Linked DNA regions of Homo sapiens: region 2 is linked to region 1. The links are chromatin loops, found by intact Hi-C in ENCODE. Cell type or tissue: OCI-LY7. All regions are shown on one strand. Links, peaks and the distances in the headings refer to the core of each region. The heading gives the core; the rest is flanking DNA. Region 1 overlaps ARHGAP44 (Rho GTPase activating protein 44). Region 2 overlaps ARHGAP44 (Rho GTPase activating protein 44).

Region 1 (4,400 bases), core at 324-4,323:
AATGCTATGACTATGTATGATTATGAAGAAAAGTCTGGAGTATGATATAACAGGTTCTATCTAGCACTGGCTTCCTTATCCTTATAACTGTTATGGCTGCTTGGCACCTAACAAAGTGCATTGTCATAATGAAGTCTTAACAAATATTGGTGGGGAGGTTTCTACCCTGTTTGGAAACAGAAAGGTTGCTGGACAGGAAGGGAGAGAATATTAGTGTTTTTCTTTATATATTTTTGTATTTTTTAACTCATTATGCTGAACATGTACTACGAATCTTTGAAGAGGAAATGAATACATTTTTGGCACAATAGCGAATATAAGCTAGACAGGAATGGATAAAGCTACTGAACTTTTATCCTGATCTATTTGGATATTCACATCCAGCATCCTTGCTTACCACCACCCTCTCTTGTCTATTGAAAAAGAAATTAAAAGAAAAAAGAATTCTTAACAGAGGAACATAGATCCATGGTAGATAGTTAAAAAATAGACGGTAGGCCAGGCACGGTGGCTCACGCCTGTAATCCCAGCACTTTGTGAGGCCGAGGCAGGTAGATCACCTGAGATCAGGAGTTCATGACCAGCCTGGCCAATATGGTAAAACCCCCGTCTCTACTAAAAATACAAAAAAAATTAGCCAAGCGTGGTTGTGTGCACCTATAATCCCAGCTACTTGGGAGGCTGAGGCAGGAGAATCACTTCAACCTGGGAGACGGAAGTTGCGGTGAGCCAAGACCGTGCCATTGCACTCCAGCATGGGCAACAAGAACGAAACTCTGCCTCAAAAAAAAAAAGAGAGAGAGAGAAAAGAATAAAAAAAGAAAACACAGTAAAAATGAAATTGGAAGGAGAGAAGAGTTATGCTTCAGGAATACCACACACGCCAGATATTTGGCATATATGCAGGAGTTCAAATGACAAATCAGCTGCACTCACAAAAAATCTGGCATATGAAGTACTAGTCTTACTTTGCTTGGTTCCATAGTACTGTAGGCTGGGAGATAATGAATTCTTTAAAAATCTTTCAATGTTTCTAATTCTAGAGAGAAATTCTCCCTGATTCTGAATGTCACCTGAATGCAAGGTCAAAGCCACTTGCACAGGGTGGCTGTAAGAGAAAAAGCCTATGGACAAGCTAAGACTAGACAGAGCCATGAAGAACAGAGATGTCCACAGGCAAACTGGTTATTCTCCTTCAAAACTGGATGTGATTAGGACAGGTTCCCAGAATAGTTACAGAAATGTGATGTTTTTGTTCCTTGGGTCTAAATAGAGTTTTGGTTTCCTTAGAAACCCAAGCTGACATATATGCAGGTAAAGAGATGTACATATACACAGAGCATCGTGAATGGTCTATTGCTACCTAAGTCCTGTGAAATATTTGCAAGAAAAGGAGATGGGAAACATCTGAATGAGTACAACGAAGGACATCATTACACGAGTACAGAGTCGCAGTTTTCAGAACGATGTCCTCTCTCTTAACAAGTGGGAAGTTTTCTTTTCTGTGACTCTTTTCATGGCTAGCATTTCAACTTCATAGATAAGTGTCTTCCAGGAGGCATAGGATGGATAAAGCAACTCAGGAAATATCAAAACGCAGCCAAAAAGGAAATAACTAAGTATCAACAGTGAGTCAAGGCTCATCTATGGTCAAATTCTCAACTGTCCTGTGTCACCTAGAATTTATTCTTTGGGACTCAGATGATTTACAAAAGCTTCACACAGAAATAAAGGTCATTCCTCTTTGCCTAGCATGCAGGACCACCAATGATAAATGAATGCTGCCTCCCTGTCTAGGTCACCATCAAAGCCCCAACTCCTTGGGTTCATCCTGGACTCCTTGGAGATGCTAGCCGGCGGGCTTGGGGACATTCAGTTCAACTAGAGCCTCACTGACAGAGTTTTAAGAGAACTCCAGTGAACAAAAAGGGAATCCCTGAGGGCTCCCCAGCCTGTCCCAGTAGAGAGGAGCAAAGAGGGCAGGTACCCTGCAAATCTCCACTCTGTTGGCAGCCTCTTCCATTTCTTCCCTGAGGGCATCAGCCTTGGCACCCGCAGGCTGTAAGCTGCTGGACAAACCTGAAGACTTGGAAGTCTGCTGCCACCTGATGGAAAATAGGAGAAAAAGAGATGTGAGACAGGTAGAGCCCTGGGGATCCCATGGGAGCACTGAGAAAACATCTGGTTACAAATATCACCCAGGGAACTACATACCCTCACTGGAAAAGGGAGGTCATGAAAAGGCACCAAGGACTAGGCAAGGAGACAGTGGGCCCATATTTCCATGCGTCAACTGCTTACTGAAGCTGAGAATCAGCTGCCCCTTCAGATAGGACGAGCATCCCCTGGTTTGTCACTATTTTCTCTATTGTCTTCCAAACACTAAAGCCAAATGGCAATCACTACTGCTGTCTTTTTAAAAAAATTAATGTTATTTTTAATGGATAAATCATAATCATATACATTTATGGGTACAATGTGATGTGTTGGGATATATGTACACATGTACACACACACACAGTATGGAATGATTAAATCAAGCTAGTTAACATATCCATCACCTCACTTACTCATGATTTTCTGTGGTGAGACATCTGAAGTTTAATCAGGGTGATTATAGTAATATACTGTATATTATATATTTCAAAATAACTATCACTGCCCTTTAAGCACAGTCTCTATCATTGGTTTAAGTCCCCTGCCTATCCTGTGGGAATTTGAGTATGGAAATCCTCACCTTCTTGGCTTGAAGCCAGTGACGTATGCTAAGTGAGAAGACATGCTGGTAAGATTAAAAACAAATCTGATAGCAAAAATCTCCACTGGTAAGCCCAAAACAATTTTTATGGCAACATTTAGATTCCTCATGAATGTTTTCTTAAAAATTTGGCCTTCTAACGAAGTCACTCAGAAAACTTTAGGAGGAAATACAAATATTTCTGGCTGCTGTGTTATCAGCAGGGAATTACCAAAAGTAGGCATAATTGGAAAGATGGTTCCAATTATGCTATAGTAGTAGCTGAATTAGGTCTCAGCAGTGGGTTCCTCTCCTGAGTCTGTAAACTCAATGGGTTATAGAGGCCAGCAAGTTAAAAAAAAATAAAATAAATCAAATGGGCCATTATCTTAAAAACTAGTCCGCACGATCCTCTATTTCCTACTTGTAATGGAGACAGGAAATATAAAACTATTTCTCAGCTCTAAGAAAAACAATCCTGTAATCAGGAGGACAAACAGCAGCCAAGGCTGGCTTTAGTCTTGGGAAGTCAGGCGGGAGCAGGGGGAGCTGGGAACTTGGTAGGAGGGATCCTGCCTTGTTTAAGAGAGGGTAGCTGTTCATGAGCTCCAGCTGATGGGGCTGAGGTGGGCAGGAAGCTGGGTCATGGGTTGCCAGATGTTTCAACTGACTAGAGAAGGAGGAAATTGTTATGTGAACTCTCCCAAGTGAAATGTGGCAACAAATAATTTCTTTTAAAAACCATGCAGGCTAACAGCATACAGACCAAACAAGAGAGCTCTGGGGGCTCTATCTGGATCTCAGACCATCAGTCTGCAGCCTCTGATGCGAGGACAGAAAGTAGAATGTCATTCTCATGTCAAGAGTCAAGAATCTAATCATTTAGTATTTTCTCTACTCCACTATTCTTTTCTCTTTTGCTATCTGCAGGAAAAACAGAAGAATGCAAGGCTCTATAATACAAGAAATGGAAACTAAAAGTCTCCTTGCTGTTAGCAAAAAGGAGCAAAAATGAGGATTCTCTGTCACTTAAAGAATGCAATCACGGGAAAATTACTTTAAAAAGGTTTTGAGACATCAAGCTGGCTTGAAGCTCCAGAGATGAACACATGTTCTCTGAAAGATTCCTGATTCCAAGATAAGAATTCAGGGCAAACTAGAAAGGAAATATTCTACTGAAAGATGTTTCAACATCTAAGTTGAAAAAAAAATAACAGATCAAGATTAGGAAGAATTCCTGGGTAATTTTTTCTTATAAAGGTTTACCCTATACAAGTGATATATTTGATTAATACTCTCCCAGTTGAATCATTTCAAATAAAGTATTAAAGTGTTGTGGAGTTTTGGAGAATAAAATACGAGATGCCATGGCTGTAATTTAGATCTCAGACAATAACTACAACACAATGGTAGATTATGGAATTAAGTTAGAACCACCATCTGACTCATGCTACCTGAAGAAAAAATAACTAACCAATATGAAAGTGTTTAAAATATATATAAAGTGACTACAAACACTAAGTAGATTTTTATGGCTTTGTAACTCAGGATTAAATTTTTTAAAAAACAGAATCATACTAAATATAGGTATATTAAAATGAAGACATTTTCCCAAGTTCCTTCTTTTCTTTTTATTCTCATCTATTTTTTCCTCCAGATTTTA
Region 2 (4,400 bases), core at 154-4,153, 110 kb after region 1:
AGAAATGAAAGCGAACATCCCTGCCTCAATTTCAGTCTTAGGGGAAAAGCGTTCACTCTTCTACCATTAAATATGATGTGAGTTGTAGGGTTGTTTTTTTTTTTTTTTTTTCTTTTCCAGATGCACCTTACCAGTTTAAAATTCCTAATAATTCTAGTTTGGTAAAATGTCTTATCATGAATGGATTTTGAATTTTGTCATTTGCTTTGGCTGTACCAGTTGAGTCATTTAAAATGAGAAATTACAGTGATTTGTGAATGTTGGCCCAACCATACATTACTGGGGTAAATAAACCTCACTTGGTCATAATGTTTTATATTTTTTACATATTGCTGCATTTGATTTGTGAAGATTTTTTACATCTGTGTTCATGAGGACTGTTCGTCTATAATTCTCTTTTTCTGTAATATCTTTGATTTTACTATCAGTGTAATAAAGACCTCACAAAATAGATATGAAGTGTTCTCTCTCCTTCTGTTTTCTGAAAGAGACTGTGTTATTCCCTCAAATGTTTGGTACAACTGTCAGTGAAAATACCTGGTCCCAGAGTTTTGTTTTCAAAAAGAACTCTATTTATAGTAATAAAAGTATTCCAATTATCTCCACTTTTCAAGATACATTATTTCTTCTTTGGTGAATTTCAGTAATTTGCGGTTTTCAAGGAGTTGGTATATTTTACTCAAATTGTCCAATTTATGTGCAAAATGGTGTGTGATACTTTTTAATCCTTTAAACAACTTTCCAGGTCTGCAGTGATATCCCGTTGTTTATTCCTGATATTAGTAATTTGTGTTTTCACTTACATTTTTCCTTAGTCGGTCTGGCCAGATCAACTTTATCGATCTTTTCAAAACATCAGCTTTTGTTTTCATTTATTCTAATTTTTTTCTGTTTTCTATTTCAGTGATTTCTACTCATCTCTTTATTACTTCTTTCATTCTGCCTGATTTGGGGTTTATTTTGTTCCTCCTTTTCTATTTTCTTAAGGTAGAACCTTATATTACTGATTTGAGACCATTCTTCTTTTACTTCTTAATTTTTGTGGGTATATAGTAGGTATATATACTTATGTGCTACATGAGGTTTATTGACACAGGCGTGCAATGCATAATAATCACAGGGTAAATGGGGTATCCATTCCTCTTTTCTAATTAAGCATTTAATGCTATTACATTCCCTCCAATCATTAGATGCACCCCACAAATTTTGATATGTTGTGTTTTCATTTTCATTCAGTTCTAAATACTTTTTAATTTCCCATGAAATTTCCTCTTTTCACCTATGGATTATTTACTTAACTATATTACCAGACATTTGGGGTTTCCTAGTTATCTTTCTGTTACAGATTTCTAGTTGAACTCCATTATGGTCAGAGAACATACTCTGTATGGTTTCACATTTTAAAATCAGTTAAAAATTTACTTTATGGATGAGGATATAGTCAACCTTGGTGAATGTTTCACGAGCACTAGAAAAGAATATGTATCCTCTGTATATCTTATTGTTGAGTGAAGTATTCTATAAATGCCAATTAGATCCAGTTGGTTTACAGTGTTGTTCAGTTCTTCTATGTCCTTGCTAATTTTCTGTGAACTAATTCTATCAATAACTAAGACAGGAGTGTCAAAGTCCTCACCTATAACTGTGGATTTGTCTACTTGTCCTTTTGGTTCTATCACTTTTTTCTTCATGTATTTTGAGCCTCTATTCTCAGATGCATACACACGTAGAATTATTTTGTCTTTCTGGTAAACTGACTCTTTTATCAGTATGTAATGTCTTCCTTTATCTCTGTAATTTTCCTTGAAGTCCACTGTATCTGATATATTAATAAATACACCCCACCTTTCTTTTGAATTGAGCAAGCTTGCTAAACTCTTAATAATTCTAATTATTCATTTGCAGTAATTTTTTAGTTTACATAAACAATCATATCTGAAAATAATGACAGCTTAAAGCTCCTTTCCAATTTTCATCCTTTTTATCATATTTAAGATTTATGACTTTCCCTACCCTAATATAATTCCTCATCATATTCCACTCAAATTAATTTAAGTGTCCACTGATTTTGTCCTAAAAGCTTGTGTGGCAGTTTTAGCAGGGGTGTGTATGGTTAGTTTTATACCTTCTCAACTGGAGAAGGTCACCTTCTTTGCTCAAGTTTATAGCTTCAAGATGAATAAAAGAAGAGTGCTGAGGAGCAGAGAAAACCATTTCTCACCACCCAAATATGCCTAAAAACCAAGAGGCTCAAACAGATCTGCCTTCTACTTGACATTTTCTTTGTTGGCTTCCTTCATGGCAGGCTCCCCTTTTTCAATCCACCCTGCATACTGCAACTAAGGTACTGTTCCAAATCAACCATGCCTATAATCTCACTTCCCCTTTCAACTGCGTTCAGTAACTCCCACTGCCTCACAGACCATATCTCAACTACTGTGCTCAGCTTCCACAGCCCCACTAAAAGCCCAGTCTCCCCAGCATTTGACCTTCCACCAACCTCCACAATACCCACTTCCTTCTAAATAGTTCCATCTGTCCAGTGACTGTGAAACACAACATCTATTCCCAACTCTCTGTACTTGGTTCTCTTCCTACAGACTGCCTGCTCATCTCCTTATTTAACTCTGAACTATTCTTAACGGCTCACTTTCAAGTTCCACCTCCCCCATGAAGCTTCTCAAGCAATAAAAGGAGAGGAAAGAGAGTTTTCAATTCTTGTCATGTTGTTGGTATCTGACCTATGTACATACCACCCAACGGCCAATTTGGGACCTGGGCAGTTCCTGGATTCCACTAGGTTCTAGTCTGCCACTTACTTGCTTTGATTTGGAGCCAATTTCTTATCTTCTCCTGACTGGTATACTCTCCTGTAAAATGGAGTCATGGGGGCTCTAATTTCATAATAGTTTAAAAATCTATCATTTTCCTCAGGGATCATAACATTCTCCCACTCAAAATCCTTTCTGATCTTTTAGTCTTTACCTCTTTGTTATGTGCTATATTCTATTATTCACGCTTCCAGCCTTTTCTACCCCACCAAGGCTATTTCTGTATTTCTCCTAGTATTGAACACAATACACTTTTATTGGCTATGTGGGGAAACTGCTTATTTCCCTCACAGAATAAGTGCGAGGCGGAATGTTTGCAAGGAAATACAGTAGACAGCCGTGTATGAGATTGTACATTCTAAATGCCTACAGGATAACCTTTAGGGGAACCCTGCTTCTCCTCCCTCTTCTATTTTGTTCTACAAAATCCCAGGAGACTCTGGAGAATCAGGAAAGCCAGGACAAGAATCTTTTAAAAAAAAAAAATCAAAAGAACAACCTGCAGCAGAGTCCTTTTGTCCTCACTTCTCTAAAGCCAGGAGAGAGGAGAAGTAAAAGCAGGTGGTGGGGGAGGTTCAAGGAAAATCAAACCAGGGTTTCTAATGCCCTGGGTAGGGGTGGGAGAAGGTGAGGAGAGTCGGGAAGAAAACTGAACAGTTTCCTCACAACAATCTGACCCTATCAGTCAACCATGATTCAGCAATATTTACCACTTTAAGATGTGTGAAAAGTAAAGGAGGGTTTTTGCTTTTTTGGGGGTTTTTTGGGGTTTTTTTCAGAAAGATAAATCAAAAGTAAAAATAAGGAGGGAGCAGGAGATAAGAAGGAAGAGAGGAAAACAAGAGGAGTACACCCAGTGGAGGAGTGTGCCAGGTAGACGTGAAAAATTAAAACCACTAACAGCATTTGCTATATGTAATATGAGGGTGCAATATAGGTATGCTTGCATATATGCATATAAACATATATTCCCATCAATATATGAACTTGCTTGTCTTTCACGGTGGCCTCTATTCAAGTAAAGAATTAATCTATATCTGCTCCGGGTACAGAAAAGTTACACAAACAAGCTTGGGGCCAGATGCGGTGGCTCACCCATGTAATCCCAGCACTTCGGGAGGCCGAGGCGGGCAGATCACCTGAGGTCAGGAGTTCGAGACCAGCCTGGCCAACATGGTGAAACCCCGTCTCTACTAAAAATACAAAAATTAGCCGGGTGTGGTGGCAGGCGCCTGTAATCCCAGCTACTCGGGAGGCTGAGGCAGGAGAATTGCTTGAACTCAGGAGGCGGAGGGTGCAGTGAGCCGAGATCACGCCACTGCACTCCAGCCTGGGTGAAAGTGCAAGACTCCATCTCAAAAAAAAAAAAAAAAAAAAAAACACCAGTTTGGGAGGTGGCTGCACAGTAACAGGGAAGGGTGTGTGACCTGGCAGGCCCCCCACCACCCAAGGAGAGTGTATCAGAGTCTGAAAAACCCCAAAGAGAAGAGCATACACATTTCAGGCTTATCAAAAAGGGAGATGAATTAAGAAAGCCTGATAAACACCGCTGTAGACAATTAAGCTTTT

The links. A loop is a pair of places that touch in the nucleus more often than their neighbours do. Peaks named below come from ENCODE experiments on the same cell type or tissue, not always from the same donor. Only the 100,000 strongest peaks of a DNase experiment are listed, where the experiment ranks them.
Region 2: a loop joins it to region 1, with 7 times the contacts of the local background. A loop is called at or near these places in 2 of 110 quality-filtered maps.

Annotation. Positions count from the first base shown.
Region 1 is chr17:12,926,634-12,931,033 of GRCh38, reverse strand. ARHGAP44 (Rho GTPase activating protein 44) reads right to left here. Exons shown (of 21, transcript NM_014859.6): 7 at 1,988-2,105. Among named protein-coding and RNA genes, the nearest start is that of MIR1269B, 11 kb to the right of the region's middle. In OCI-LY7, for the core only: CTCF peaks have their summits at 1,907 and 2,108 (motif pointing left); DNase peaks (open chromatin) are centred at 2,143 and 3,383; H3K4me3 peaks cover 1,169 bases; H3K27ac peaks cover 2,130 bases.
Region 2 is chr17:12,814,047-12,818,446 of GRCh38, reverse strand. All of the region lies in intron 1 of ARHGAP44 (Rho GTPase activating protein 44), which reads right to left. Among named protein-coding and RNA genes, the nearest start is that of ARHGAP44-AS1, 26 kb to the right of the region's middle. RefSeq lists an enhancer at 2,549-2,638. In OCI-LY7, for the core only: no CTCF peak of the experiment used is centred there; a DNase peak (open chromatin) is centred at 2,366; H3K4me3 peaks cover 2,797 bases; H3K27ac peaks cover 3,104 bases.